Linked DNA regions of Homo sapiens: all the other regions are linked to region 1. A link is a contact called in ENCODE Hi-C or POLR2A ChIA-PET data. All regions are on one chromosome and are shown on one strand. The core of a region is the stretch at or near the end of the contact, and the rest is flanking DNA. Distances in the headings are between cores, read along the strand shown.

The links. Hi-C counts contacts between places; a loop is a spot of excess contacts on that map. ChIA-PET counts read pairs that join two places held with the same protein, here RNA polymerase II (POLR2A). Pooled maps may share reads with other maps.
Region 2: a map with no recorded cell type shows a loop between it and region 1 (8-fold over the local background). The contact joins two enhancer-like sites. A Hi-C loop is called at or near these places in 6 of 37 single-sample maps with no recorded cell type and 4 of 50 pooled maps.
Region 3: a loop to region 1 is called in a pooled map, with 6 times the contacts of the local background. The contact joins the promoter of INSC here to the enhancer-like site in region 1. A Hi-C loop is called at or near these places in 2 of 37 single-sample maps with no recorded cell type and 3 of 50 pooled maps.
Region 4: a pooled map shows a loop between it and region 1 (6-fold over the local background). The contact joins the promoter of GTF2H1 here to the enhancer-like site in region 1. A Hi-C loop is called at or near these places in 2 of 37 single-sample maps with no recorded cell type and 3 of 50 pooled maps. POLR2A ChIA-PET finds 5 or more read pairs at or near these places in 1 of 52 experiments (activated T-cell).

Annotation. Positions count from the first base shown.
Region 1 is chr11:16,900,395-16,903,906 of GRCh38, reverse strand. The region is part of intron 3 of PLEKHA7 (pleckstrin homology domain containing A7); the gene reads left to right. Among named protein-coding and RNA genes, the nearest start is that of SNORD147, 24 kb to the left of the region's middle. Within about 2 kb of position 1,631, at least 7 of the 41 ENCODE cell types and tissues checked have a DNase peak (open chromatin) inside an H3K27ac peak, as active enhancers do.
Region 2 is chr11:18,762,397-18,765,908 of GRCh38, reverse strand. PTPN5 (protein tyrosine phosphatase non-receptor type 5) reads left to right here. Exons shown (of 15, transcript NM_006906.2): 3 at 26-102. Among named protein-coding and RNA genes, the nearest start is that of PTPN5, 28 kb to the left of the region's middle. RefSeq lists an enhancer at 3,399-3,512. Within about 2 kb of position 1,513, at least 3 of the 41 ENCODE cell types and tissues checked have a DNase peak (open chromatin) inside an H3K27ac peak, as active enhancers do.
Region 3 is chr11:15,113,076-15,116,587 of GRCh38, reverse strand. INSC (INSC spindle orientation adaptor protein) reads right to left here and starts at 1,665. Exons shown (of 13, transcript NM_001042536.3): 1 at 1,585-1,665. RefSeq lists enhancers at 1,958-2,491, 3,143-3,192.
Region 4 is chr11:18,320,824-18,324,335 of GRCh38, reverse strand. It overlaps GTF2H1 (general transcription factor IIH subunit 1), which reads right to left and starts at 1,769. Exons shown (of 15, transcript NM_005316.4): 1 at 1,596-1,769. It overlaps HPS5 (HPS5 biogenesis of lysosomal organelles complex 2 subunit 2), which reads left to right and starts at 2,196. Exons shown (of 23, transcript NM_181507.2): 1 at 2,196-2,390. RefSeq lists enhancers at 1,792-2,211, 2,222-2,521, 1,412-2,611, 1,749-2,698.

The sequences.
Region 1 (3,512 bases), core at 382-2,881:
ACATGGCAAGAAGGACAAAAACTGAAAGGCCTGTTTGCTGTCTGACTGTGTGCTGCCCCAGGTGGCTGCTGAAACTAAATCAATTTGTGGAAGGCATGGAAGAGTTTTCTTAGTTTGATTATGTCTTTTGGAATTGAATGGGCAAATAGAATTTCTTTGAAAGATGTCTCTATTTCTGCCTGGAGGACTCTGTAATTTGGACGTTGTGAGAAGAGCCTATCTTTATTTTGAATTTGGAACCATTGACTCCCCTTTCTTTATGCTGTGAGTTATTTATATGCCAAGAAGCACAGTGGAGGCCTTTTCACCTTCTCATGACTTTAAGAAATACAGGAAAACAGCATTCTCTACAATCCATAATCCCTGAGTGTTGGCAACAAAAAAATGAAAGATATTCTAATGTAGGCGTCTGTGCAATGGTGATGGGTTATGGATGGTCAATGAGAACCTTGGCTGCCAGTCCTGGGAACTGATCTCAGCCTTCCCTGGGACCCTCTGGATGAGGGGATCCTCATTCACCTAACTGAGCAAACATCCCAAACATGCTCTGTTTGCCCATTTATTCATTCCATTCATTAATGTACTCATTGATTCCATTTGGTTCACTTCAGCTACTGATCACCTAATGTTATATGCCAGGCCGTGTGCATGGCTGTAATTATAGAGCTGTGACTAAGACCTTCCTTCCTTCCTGTTCAGTCAGGGTTCAGTAGCAGTAGTGAGAAGTTATTCTCGCTTTTCTAAACAGAAATGGATTTAATACAGTGAACTAGGTGTTTACATCATGATTGGAAGGGTGCAGGAGTAGGCTCTAGGCTGACCTTTGGCAATGATAACTAAAACAAGACTGTGAAAATGGCCCATAAGTAATTGTTTTCATTTTCCTTTTAATTCAACTCTTTTGAGCTCCCCTTGCCCTTTGCTCCCAACTTCTCTGTCCCAGATCTTAGGCTCTCTCCTTATGGGAAGAGCTGTTTCAAAGCATTTATGGATTGTAAAGTGTGAATAAGGGTGTTGTTAATAATAACTGTCACTTGCTGACTGTTTATTGTGTGCCCAGCTGTCTGCTAAGTCCTTTACCTGTGTTATTTCAATCCTCACATCTGTTGGGTAGTTAATATTATCTCTACATTGCAGAGAAGGAACCTGAAGCTAATAAAAGTTAAATGACTTGCCTAGGATAATTCAGCTAATAAGTAACATTTGAATTCAGGGAGTGTCTCTGTCCAGAGGTACTTGCAGTTTAAAAGACAAGCTGGGCCAAAGAAGATACACAAATGACCAATAAGCAAATGAAAAGATGCTCAGCATCATTAGCCATCAAGGAAATGCAAAACAAAACCGTAATGAAATACTACTTTACACACCCTAGGATGTTTATATTAAAAAGGACAGATACTTTAGAAGTGCTGGTGAGGGCGTAGAGAAGTGGGAACACTGATGCACTGCTGGTAGAAGTGTAAAATGGTGGAGCCACCTTGGAAGCCAGCTGCACGTTCTCAAAAGGTTAAACGTAAAGTTACCATATGAGTCATGAATTCCATTCCTAGGTATATACCCAAGAGAAGTGAAACCATGTCCACCTACACAAAAACTTGTACGCAATTCATAGCTACATGATTCATAATATCCTCAAAGTGAAAACCCAAAGTCCGTCAACTGATGGGTGGATAAATAAAATGTGGTGTGTCTATATAATGGAATATTATCTGGCCATAGGAAGGAATGAAGTACTGGTACATGCTACAACAAGAACGCAACAATGAACCTTGTAAACATTATGCTAAATGAAAGATGCCAGTCACAAAAGATGACCTAGTGTCTAAGCCTATTTATATGGAATGTCCAGAATAGGGAAATCCAGAGAGATAGAAAGTGGATTTATGGCTGCCTAGGGCTGGAGCTGGGGTGATCGCTAGAGAGTATGGGACTTCCATTTAGGGCAATGAAATGTTTTAAATTTGATTGGGGTGATGATCGTATAACTCTCAGTATACTAAAAGCCATTGCATTGTATACTTTATTTTTATTATATTTTGAGACAAGGTCTGGCTCTTCTGCCTAGGCCGGAGTGCACTGTGTGATTTCCACTCACTGCAACCTCCACCTCCTGGGTCAAACCATCCTCCCACCTCAGCCTCTTGAGTAGCTGAGACTATAGGCGTGCACCACCATACCCAGCTAATTTTTTTGTATTTTTTGTAGAGATGGGGTTTTGCTATGTTGTCCAGGCTGGGCTTGAACTCATGAGCTCAAGCTATCTTCCGGCCTTGGCCTCCCAAAATGCTGGGATTACAGGCGTGAGCCACCATGCCCAGCTACACTGTACACTTTAAGTGAATTGTTTGACATGTGAATTCTATCTCAATAAAGCTGTTCCTTCCCACCCCCGAAAAAAGAGAAAAGACATATTGGGAAGGATAATGCTTACCTAAATAAATGAGTTGCTAGTGGTGGAATTTAGAGGAGAAAGGATAAACCCCCATGCAGTTTTCTCAAACTTTTGGCTTATATTAGTTTGTCTTCACTATAGTAAAGTGAAAAAATGGATTTAATTTAGCACAAAATTAAATATTGAGCTCTCAGCCTATTGTCTGGCTGGTGAGCCTAGAGCTGATTTATTTTTTCTTCAGCTCTCTGCTTTCCTAGACAGCTTTTTTCCATTTTTCTCTAAGGAGTATATATTATTTTTTATAAGTAGGGAACCAAAAATGTTTCATAAAATATGTATCCCATTGGGTCATACAAAAAGAACATCATGGCTGGGTGCAGTGGCTCATGCCTGTAATCCCAGCACTTCGGGAGGTCGAGGCAGGCGGATCACCTGAGGTCAGGAGTTCGAGACCAGCCTGGCCAACATGGGGTGAAACCCTGTCTCTACTAAAAATAAAAAAATTAGCTGGCTGTGGTGGCGGGCGCCTATAATCCCAGCTACTAGGGAGGCTGAGCAGGAGAATCATTTGAACCTGGGAGGTGGAGGTTACAATGAGCTGAGATCGCGCCACTGCACTCCAGCCTGGGTGACAGTGAGACTCTGTCTCAAAAAAAAAAAAAAATAAAAAATCATGACTTCCACATGTTATGCCACTTGAGGTAGTTAGAGATTTTCTGTCCTAGAAAAAAGATTTTTTGGGGGAAAAAAGTGAGAGATCTCATGAGTGTTTGTCCATGAACTGAACTGATGTTGGAATTGAGCCATTCCTCAAAGCCTCCTCCCTTTCATCCTCTCATTTCTTTCTTGCCCTTTGAGTTTGTTCAAGGACCACCCAGTTGTTAATGATCACAATGTTGTATACAATTTTGTGTACAATTTTATTTAAAGGGAAAAGATCTGGAAGGCAGTGATGAGTGCTTATGTCAAGTTGAATAAATGCAAAAGGAAGAAATATAATGGGGTGTCTATGCTGTAGGTCATTTGTTCCATTTTATTGTCCAAGTATAATTGCTTATGCCAGAATTTCATAGTCTACTTGTAACCTAGTAAAACACCTCATGAAAGTTACAAGGCATTA
Region 2 (3,512 bases), core at 264-2,763, 1.9 Mb before region 1:
TCTTACCTTTTCCATCCTGCTGCAGGAGTGAGAGAGAGAACCACGCTGCTGATGACTCCGAGGGAGGGGCCCTGGACATGTGCTGCAGTGAGAGGCTACCGGGTGAGTCTTCTCAGCACCCAGCTCCTCCCAGACCTCAGAATGGAGAGACAATGCCCCGGCTGAAGCTGGGGCTGGAGTAAAGCCTAGCTAGCTGTGAACTTGCGCAAGAATATCCATGCAGCTGCTCCATAGCTCTTCGTTTAAATGGGGACTTGTTTTTCTAATCCCTGATGCCTTCTGACCTGTTATCACTTGGAGCTGCTCTAGGCTCACATGGAGGGAAGAGCAGGCAATTGAAGGTGTGCTAGGAAGTGAAAAGAAGGACGAAGAGCTGAGGAGTACAGGGCTCCTAGGGAATGACCACTGACCATTCAGGGCTGGGCTGACTTCAAGAGGTAAGGGTAGGAAGCAAAACCTGAAGGCAGCATGAGCCAAGGATGGGGTGGGGGATGTGGAGAACTACCTGACCTCCCTGTTGAGAAGCCCGGCTTGAGGGTGAAACTGTGCTGCTTGAGTCCAGTTGACCACAGTTGCAGGGAGCCAAGCCATTGCAGCCACCGTGGAGATATTACCAAGGCACTCTTGCCCACAGGGTGGCAGCTCGTCCCAGTTGTAGCCCCATGACCCACGCCATGATAAACAGCCTCAGAAGGAAGAAAAAGAAGGGGTGGGGGGAGAGTTTTACATTTTTTTATAAGTTTTTATTGTTCTTTTCCTTCTTATAACAAAAGGTTAACTGTCAAAATATTAGAAAATAAATACAAATAAAAAAAGAAAAATCGCCATAATCCTGTAACATAGCATATATTTTCATATCTCTCCTTCTGAACATTTTGTTAGAAGACAAGTCTTTTGGGCCAGGTGCGGTGGCTCATGCCTGTAATCCCAGCACTTTGGGAGGCCAAGGCGGGCAGATCACGAGGTCAGGAGATCGAGACCATCCTGGCTAACATGGTGAAACTCCGTCTCTACTAAAAATACAAAAAATTAGCCAGGCGTGGTGGCGGGCGCCTGTAGTCCCAGCTACTTGGGAGGCTGAGGCAGGAGGATGGCGTGAACCCAGAGGGCAGAGCTTGCAGTGAGCCGAGATCGCGCCACTGCACTCCAGCCTGGGCGACAGAGTAAGACTCCGTCTCCAAAAAAACAAAACAAAACAAAACAAAACAAAGACAAGTCTTTTGAACTCTAACGTTGAAATTCCAAACCTGTAGCTTTTCAGAGACCTCATGATTGGCAAGGAACCTTAGAATGGAGTCTTCACGTGATACTCTTTAAGATAGACATTGGAAACAACCAGGTATGAGTCTAAAGCGATGACTCTTCAAAATAAGTGGTATTTTATTCACACCACACTCAGTGCCCCAGCTCCTGAGGAAGCCCTTTGATGCAGTTCATACCTTAACCAGTAGGGGGTGCCATTGCTCAAAACACTTGGGACAGCCTGTTGAGACGGTCTAAGATGGGACCGTCTGTCTAGAAGAGAATTCTCTGAAAAGATGTGAGAACTTCCTGAATATCTGAATGGCTGTCTTGCGGAAGGGGCAGCAGATCTATTCTGTGTATCTTAGGATGACGTAAGCCCAAGGCATTGAAATTAAAAACAGGCCTTTGGCCCATAGACGCAGAACTCTCTGACTCTAAAAGTGGTCCAGTCATAGAACTCAATAATTCCAGAGGAAGAAATGCGTGTTCCGTCACAGGAGGCATTCAAGTACTAGATAGATAGACAATGGAGAGGAAATTTCCACAATGGATGGGAGGTCCAGATGACATCAGAAGTCCCCTTCAACTATTAAACAGTTCTGTGATTCAGATATGAGTCATAGAATTCGGAGATGACTCTACAATCAGGGATGGCACCACTGACTAGAAGAAATCTGCAGAAAATAGGACAGGATGAATAGGAGTCCAGAGAGTAGCACGGTGTGGAGGAAGAAAGAGCATGGGATTTGGCGTTTGAGTCCGCCTGTTCTGCTTCAGGCTGTGTGTTTATGCACAAGTCACTTAACCTTGCTGGAGCTCCAGTCCCTCATCTGTGAGCAGAAACAATAGCAATATGAATATTTATCCTCACAAGTGTCCTGGGGGAATAAATAAATGTAACCACTCAGTCATTCACTCAAGTACTTATTGAGCACCTACTAGGTCTCAGGTACTAGGTGCTAGATATATAGAGGTAAATAAAACAGACATAGTCCCTTCCCTAAGGAAAGTTCATGGACAACTTCAGCTCTGAGCTGCTTCTGCAAAATGGGATGAAGCCGCAGCAGAGAGGCTGCAGTAATAAGCATAATAGGTTAAATCCCAATGTTCTCTCCCATTTCTCCCCAAAAGCAAGCAACCAGTGTAGAATAGAAGAGTTTTGGTCATGGAATATCCTAGGAAATCAGTGTCATTTGCTACCCCTTCTTACAGATGAGAGGACCAAGGCCCAGGGAGCTTAGGCAGTCTGTCCAAGGTCACTTAGCTGGTAGAGGGAGGATTCACTCCAGGCAGTCTCTCTCAGTAGCCCGTGTCGTCACCGCTACCTTGTTCTGCCTCTGTTGTCCCCATGGAGCCACTGTCATCTTCTGGCACCCTGTGGACTGAGGCAGAAAGAGTTTAGGTGCGTTTGTTCCAGACAGGAGTTTGGAGGAGGTAGACAACGTCCCTGTGCCTGTCCCTATCTGTGTCCTTCCTCTGGGAAGTCCTGCTTGCAGAGGCCGAGCAAGTTGTGTGACCCTCTAGACTCCCACGATGCTGTCCTGATAGGGGATTGCAGTAATTATTTGCCTCCTCCATGGGGTCATGAGCTCTCTGAAGGCAAGGACCTCTCTGTTTCATTTCTGCATCCTCCATGTCCAGCATGTATTCACTCATTTCTTCATTCTGTCACTACTGATTGAGCACCTACATGTGCTGGGCACTGTTGTAAGCACTAGAGATTGAACAGAAATCCAAACTGAAAACAGTTCCCACCCTCCCAGGACAGTATTATGTGCTAGTCAAGAACAGGGACTCTGGACCTCAGCTTGGCCCCACCACTTACCAGTAGATGATCATGGACAAGCTACTGAATCTTTCTGGACCCCCCATTCACAATATAGCAAGAACAATATTCACTGCTGTGCAGAGTTGTTAGAGGATTCAGTGAATTAACAGAAAGCTTAGAACAGTGCCTGGCATATAGCAAATGCTGTACAGACATTTGCTATTAAGGAAAAATAGACAACAAATAAAATAAGTAAGTCATGCCACATAGTATGGTTAATAGTAGTAAGTGCTATGAAGACAATTAAAGCCATGAAGAGGGGGATGGGAAAGAACTGGGGAATGGTTTGACATTGTGAATAGGGTAAATTCACATTGAATTTGTGGAAATCTACTCTACACCAGAGCCTGGTGTAGAGTAGACTTCCACAAATGTTTGTCAAGGACACTGACCTGTACTGCAACTTGGACATAAAAGGAAATGGGAGTTTGTAGGCCAA
Region 3 (3,512 bases), core at 416-2,915, 1.8 Mb after region 1:
TAAGAAGAATAACACCACCACTCAGCTGGTATTTTAGGGCACCTACTCTTCCAAGCGCTGTATAGTGTGTGCCCAGTGGTCACCAGGGGGAGGAGGTCATGGAGAAGATTCTGTCCAGAAAAAAAGATAACCACTGGAAGAAAGGAAAGGAGCAGAGCAAATGCCATCCCTCCACCAGCCTGTGGGAGGGAGACTCAAAGTAGGGTTGAACGAAACCAAAGAAGAGAAAGAATCAACCCAGCTCAATTCACTGTCCTCCCTGCCAAATGGTTGCCTTGGGACCCAACCCAGAAAGGTCACTGCTTCTCTGCAGCAAGTGTAATCCAGAGTATAAACTACAGCATGGAGCAAATTATATATGCTGAGCTCCATGTCAGATCCCAGCCTGACCTGGCTTGCCTTCCAAAGGCAGTGTTTGGAAGTTTTCACTTCTAAAAGGGCGAACAGTGCTTCTAAGTCCCAGAGCTAAAGGGACAAGATGCTCTCTGGCTGAGCTCCATGGACAGCCTCAGTTTCAGATTCAATGGAACCCCTCAAAGGCACCACATCACCATCTGCCCTGACCCCCACAGCCAAAGTCCCTGACTTAAAATATTCCCCACTGAGGCCAGTTTCTTGGACCCATTGTCAGAGGTATAATATATAGATTAAAAGGGGCAAAAGTGGGAGGAGGCTAGCGGCTGAGGGTGGGGCCACACCAGGGATACATTTGCGCATATGCATTGAACAAAGTGGGTGCATGTTGCATACATGTCGTTGTCCACAGGTATACATGTTGAAAGTGTGAATGGTTGCATGGCTATCCTGAGAAGAGTGTGTGCAAGACTGGTGCACATGGACAGGAATGTGTGTATGCTGAGCATGTAAGCGTGGGTGCACTGCGAGTGTTTGTGGGTGGCCATGGCCATATGGTCCACTCATCCCCTGGCCTCCTGTCTCTTCTCCTGGTTTAAGAGTGGGGTCTCCCAAGCTGTCTCCCTGACCCTGGTCTAGCCAGATGGGGTTAGTCAGAGCCACATTCACTCCAGTGTTGTGTGAGGGCTCTGAGCTTCTGTCCTTCTCCAAGCCCTGAGAAACCAAAGCTGAATGACCCACAGAGAAGACACCCCAGCTGGGACAAGTCAGGTCACCTTAGAAAGCCTGAGTTCAGATAACACTCCCTAGCCCCAATTTCTGCCTTCCTGGGTTCACACTGGCACATCCACTCATCCACATGTGGACTGGCTCAGCCCACCTGGGGGCCTTCCTGCCACACACACAGGCATTTCCACAGGTACAGACACAGTGCACCCAGGGCAGCAGGTGCCACACAGGCAAATACCTGTGGCCCACTCCAGGCCACCACACACTCTGACACACTCGTTCACCCACACTCGCACCCTGGGGCACATGCTAGAAAATTCCACATGTGGACATCCCATCCAGACACACTCCCTCACACTGGCGCAAGCTCCCCTTCACAAGCACTCCCACTGACACACTTACACCTACTATCCAATTAGTGACAAACCTGCACTGTTCCCAACTAGGCTAGCAGAGGCATCACCAGCCCCCTGAATCCAGCTAGGGGAGCTGTCTACTTACTTAGCGTGCGAGACAGGCTGGTAGTGCGAGCGGCCAGTGGTGGCGGGGCGCAGCTGGAGCTCCAGAGGCCGCGCGCAAAGTGGCCGCTCTGCCGGCCCAGCCCGAGAGGCCGCCCCTGGCCCCCGCCCCACCCCCCGCCCCGTTCTCCCCCGCCCGCCCTCTCCGAGGCGGTCGCAGCCTCCCAAGGACCTTCCACAGCAGCGCGCTCCCTGCCAAGCCTTGGTCCCGCGTCAGCCACGGCTGCCTGCTGTCTCCGCGGGACTACGAGGCTATTTCGGTGCCCCTGGGGGGGGAAACATGGCCCTCCCTCCCATCTGCAGGAGCGCTGGAATGGGGACGCGGTCAGGCCTAATTAGAGACCGGGCTCCCCCGGGCCAGGCGGCAGGCACCAGGGTGATCGCCCGGGAGCCGCGAAGCCGTCCAGGCGGGGTCGCCCACAAGGTGCCCCGCATGCCAACATCTGGAGAGGGGAAGGGAATGTGCCGCGATCGTTTCCCTTGGAGCTGAAACAAAACAAGGAGGGATTTGGGTGCAGTTCACTTGCTAGGAAGGAGGAAGCCACCCAGCTTTGATAGACCCCAAACGCCTAGAATGAGACGGTTTATTCACCGCAGGTGCTTCCCTCTGGAACCTTGCTCACACACACCTAAGTCACCCTCCACATCTTGGACCTGCCAAAAATGACGAGGGGTTGTTGCAGAAACTCCTTCTAACTTCGGCACATAAGATCAGACCCCACCCCCCACCCCCCACCCCCGTCCTGGACTCTGTCAAATAGCTAAATCTAGAGGAACTTGATTCCTACCCAAAAGCTCGGGAATGTGGCATTTTTGACCTGGAAGAAAGCTTCCAGATCATTTCATACAACTCCCCCTCCCCCGCCTCCGCCATCTTGCTATGAGGCTCCCAGAGCCCAGAGAATCTTGACCTATTCTTGGAGGTCCTCAAGCAAAGGCAGCCCCTGGTCTCCCTTGAGCCCTGTTCCAAAGCTTGAACTCTCTTACTGACAGAAAGATCTCCTTGACATCTAACCTAAATCTCTCACATGCAAACTATGTCAATTTGCTCACAATATGTATTCAGGGAGAAGGAGCTCAACTCAGTCCCCATGACAAAACGACCACGCCGAGGTCCCACTGCAGCCTTCTCTTCCTTAATGCTAATAATCTCTATTTCTTTTTTCAGGCTCTGGCTGAAGCTAACTGCTGCTCCCTGGACTCGAACACACACAGTAGCTCTCTGATATTAACTCTCCTCCTCAGCTCTCTGGGGGCCCAGGGCTCAGAAGGTGGCCAAATCATTCCTCTCAGACAAGCCAGCTTCAACTCTACCCTCCAGTCATCCAGAACAGCCTGATTCTACTCCCCAAGTTCCCTGAGAGGGGCCTCAGTTCCTGTTTCAACAAGTGCTGTCTAGGGCTGGGGACAGGGCTTGGTGCCGCCTGGCTGGGCATTACCACTGAAACCACAGTCTTACAGACTGTTTGCAGAATCTTCTCTCTGAGTCTGTTTCCGGTAGGGCAGGTGGTATGATAAGAATAGTCTCAGCCGGGAGTGGTGGCTCACGCCTGTAATCCCAGCTCTTTGGGAGGCCAAGGTGGATAGATCACAAAGTCCGGAGATTAAGTCCATCCTGGCCGACATGGTGAAACCCCATCTCTACTAATAATACAAAAATTAACTGGGCGAGTTGTCATGTGCCTGTTACCCCAGCTACTCAGGAGGCTGAGGCAAGAGAATAGCTTGAACCAATGAGTCGGAGGTTGCAGTGAGCCAGTGAGCCAAGATTGTGCCACTGCACATCAGCCTGGCAACAGAGTGAGATTGCATCAAAAAAGAAAGAGAGAGAGAGAGAGACAGAAAGAAAGAAAGAAAGAAAGAAAGAGAGAGAGAGAAAAGAAAGAAAGAGGAAGGAAGGAAGAAAGGAAG
Region 4 (3,512 bases), core at 520-3,019, 1.4 Mb before region 1:
ATGTGTATTTTATATCACCTAAGAGAGACTCAAACTTACCAATCTGTTGCACTGCTACAAGTCGGCTGAATGGCCTGGTCAACATGGTGAAACCCCGTCTCTACCAAAAATACAAAAATTAGCCAGGCATGGTGGCGTGCGCCTGTGATCCCAGCCGCTGGGGAGGCTGAGGCAGGAGAAGCCCTTGAACCCGGTAGATGGAGGTTGCAGTGAGCAGAGATCGCGCCATTGCACTCCAGCCTGGGCAACAAGAGCAAAACTCCGTCTCAAAAAAAAAAAAAAATGTCGGCTGAGTGAGGATAGCAGACCATCTCTTTTTTCTCCTTTCTGAATGAGGGACTTAAGCCTGCTAACAGGTACAAAGTTCTCTCCAGAGTTTAGTCCTTCTCTAAGTCCAAGGCCTGCTACTAGAGGTTACCTTCCCTGCGGTTGTGACCTCTCCATCTCAACTGCTCTGGTTTTGTCTTTTAAAAAATCTTAAGGTTGGCAACTTTGGCTTAATTACCTAAGTCCAGTTCAGTGGTTTTCAAACTGTGTTCCAAGGAGTGGCCTCTAGGATAGAAGTTAAGTGGGGTGGTGGGGCCTGGCCCTTTTAAATTTAGTTCCACCAGAGCATGCTGCTTTATATATTGGGTTCCAGATAAAAATTCATGGGGAGAAATTGTTCCACTCCTTTAAAATGTTTGAAAATCACAAGTCTGGATATTGGTTTGTATGGAGTCAATACTCACTGCAAAGCACATTTCATTCAAACCACTCAGTTTTTTTTTTGTTTTTGTTTTTAAGACTGGGTCTTCAAATGGACAAAGGGTGTATTTTTCATATCTTCTTTCCCCATCCCCATTTTACTGATGCTAAAATTGGAGTTTAGGAGTCATTTGGGGCCAGGCACTGTAGCATAATTCTGGCGCTTTGGGAGGTCTAGGCAGGAGAATCGCTTGAGCCCAGGAATTCGAGGTTACAGTGAGCTATTATCACGCCACTGCATTCCAGCCAGGACGACAGAACAAGACTCTGTCTCTTAAAAAAAAATAAGAAAAGTCACCTCCTTATTTAATTTGGCCTTTGAGAACACTGGGGGATTTACAAAATAATTACATATATCCAGGTACTCATGGTCTATTTTTCATCATTACACGACAATCAAATGACCAAAACTAGGAGTGTGTGGACTGGCACGTGTTAAGGTTTTTAAGAGAGGTAAGATTGACAGGTGGAAGCAAAAGGTGTGCAGACAACAAGGTGACAGCTTTTCTCTTACAGAATCCCAGACTCAACAGCACATTTCCTGACGGGAAGGGCTTCTCTGTCTGGGAGAGGCCTCCACTTCATTCTCATAAGCCAAATCTGATCCTGGCTTTGGGTAAACCTGCTCTCAATTTAAGAGCAGGTTTCCTTTAGACAAGTAGATTAGGGGTCGCCTCTTCCTCGCCTCGGGATAAGGGCAAACAAGACGCCAGGCTTGGGCGTTGGGAGGACGGCGACAGCGACGCTGGGAACAGGGGTAGAATCCACGCCGTCCAGCGGCCCCCAGGCCTGTCAGCTCCTCACCCGCCCACCCACCCGCCCGCCTGCATTCTTCGGTCTAAACTTACCAGGTGGAAGCTACAACTCTAGACAGGAAGTAACTAACTGGGTTGGATCCGGTCGAGTTCCGCTGCGCTTCTTAGAGCCGCTGCTGGGAAGAGGCCGAAACCCAGTGGCCGCAGCAGTAGCCACCGCCTCTGTTACTAGGGGGTCTCGCCTCCATCGCTGGCTGCGAGGAGTCTGAGGGCACGTGACCGGAAGTAGCAAGGCGGGCCCTGGGCACGTGACTCAAGAGCGCGGCCGCCATGACACCTTCCGCTAGTTCCCTCCCTCCCCCACGGGTTCCCGCCTGTTTCGTTTCCTCTCTCCGGTCTCGAGCGGCGAAGGGTCCTGGGATCCTGGCTGGCCCAACCATTTGGCCTAGAGCTCCTCCGGTTCCAGTCGGCGCCGTGTCTCCAGCCCGCAACGGCCCTGCGGTCGCAGGCCGTAGAGAGCGTAATCGCGACCGCGGCCTGAGGGGGAGGGACCACGCGGAAGGAGGGGCGTGACTCGTCACGTGATGAGGAAGTGCCGTTAGTAGCGTTGTTTCCAGTCTGCGGCTCTCCTGGATGACGTCAGCAAGGAAGGGGAGGAACGCGAGGGGAGACTGAAGTTCACGTTCCGCTCTTAGTGCGCGGTGAGTTCCCCGGCGCTAAGCCGGGAGACAAGATCCGATCTACTGAGAGCTGCGAGGTACTGCCCTGGATGTGGTGGAGCTGGGCTGGGACCTCCGGGCTGCTGGTCTGTGAGCCTGGCTTTGAAAATTGGTTACTGGGTCTCCTCTCAAGAAATCTCAAGATATTAAAGTTACTGCTGTTAAAAAGGTAGTAGTTCCACTAGGCAAGGAGCTTTTTGTGGGTAGGGATTGTGTTTTGTTCATCCCTGTGTCTCTAGCGGTGTGTTCAGGTCCTGGAACATAGTAGGCACTCAGAATGTTGAATGAATGAATGTATAAATGAGTCAGTCGCCATTTGTCTGAGGCAGAGAGTTGTTTTCTGATCATTTCTTCTTGGATAGAAAGATCCCATTGTGAAAATGAGGCAGTCTGCAACTTCCCCTTCTCATTTCTTCAATTTTTGCTATCTTTCTTACTTCTTTCTCCTCTTCCTCCACGCACCTACTGGGGCAAAAGAGAAACATGTTTGCATTTGATGTGTGAGCAACAAACACTGAACTATTTTACGATAATGGAAAGATGAGATTTGGATTCAGGAGACGCGTATTCTAATCTCAGCTCTACCATTTATGAACTCTGTGATCCTTGGGCAAGCCAGTCTCCCAAAAGTTGTTTCATTTACTTTGGTTAAGCATTTGTCGCCAACTTCTATGTTCTTAGTTTTTGGTAGAGTGCCTTCACAGAAGTAACATTTAAACTCAGCTTTGCAGAAAGGTAGGGTTTTGGTAAATGGGGGAAGATTCCATAAACATCATATATTAAACCATGGAGGCACAGCAAGTTTATGGAATGAAAAAGAAAAAAAGAGTCGAGTCCAATGTAGTTGGAGAATAGAGAGGTTAAGATGGGAAATAAGGCTGGAAAAAGAAGCAGGGAGGAGATAACAGATTTTCAAGAAATAGAGCTGTTGAAGGCTTGTACAATATTATGTATATATTTTTTAAATTTTATTGTGGAAAATTTCAAACGCAGACAAAAGTAGGATAATAAATTGAACCCTCATGTACACTTAACGCAACTTGAACAATTATCAGCATTCTGCTGTTCCTCTTTATACTGTTTGTACATTTCTAGGTACTTTTTATATCCATTGTTGCATTTGATTAATAGCAGCTTTCAATTTGAGCTCAGTTCTACTGTATGTAGCTACTGGCTAAGAAGATTTTATTTATGTAAACAATTTCTTTGGGTTTTAGTTGACCACTTGCTCTGTTGAATCAATGTGTAACATGGCCACTTAAACACAACTAATACTGTTTTTAGGTTGTAA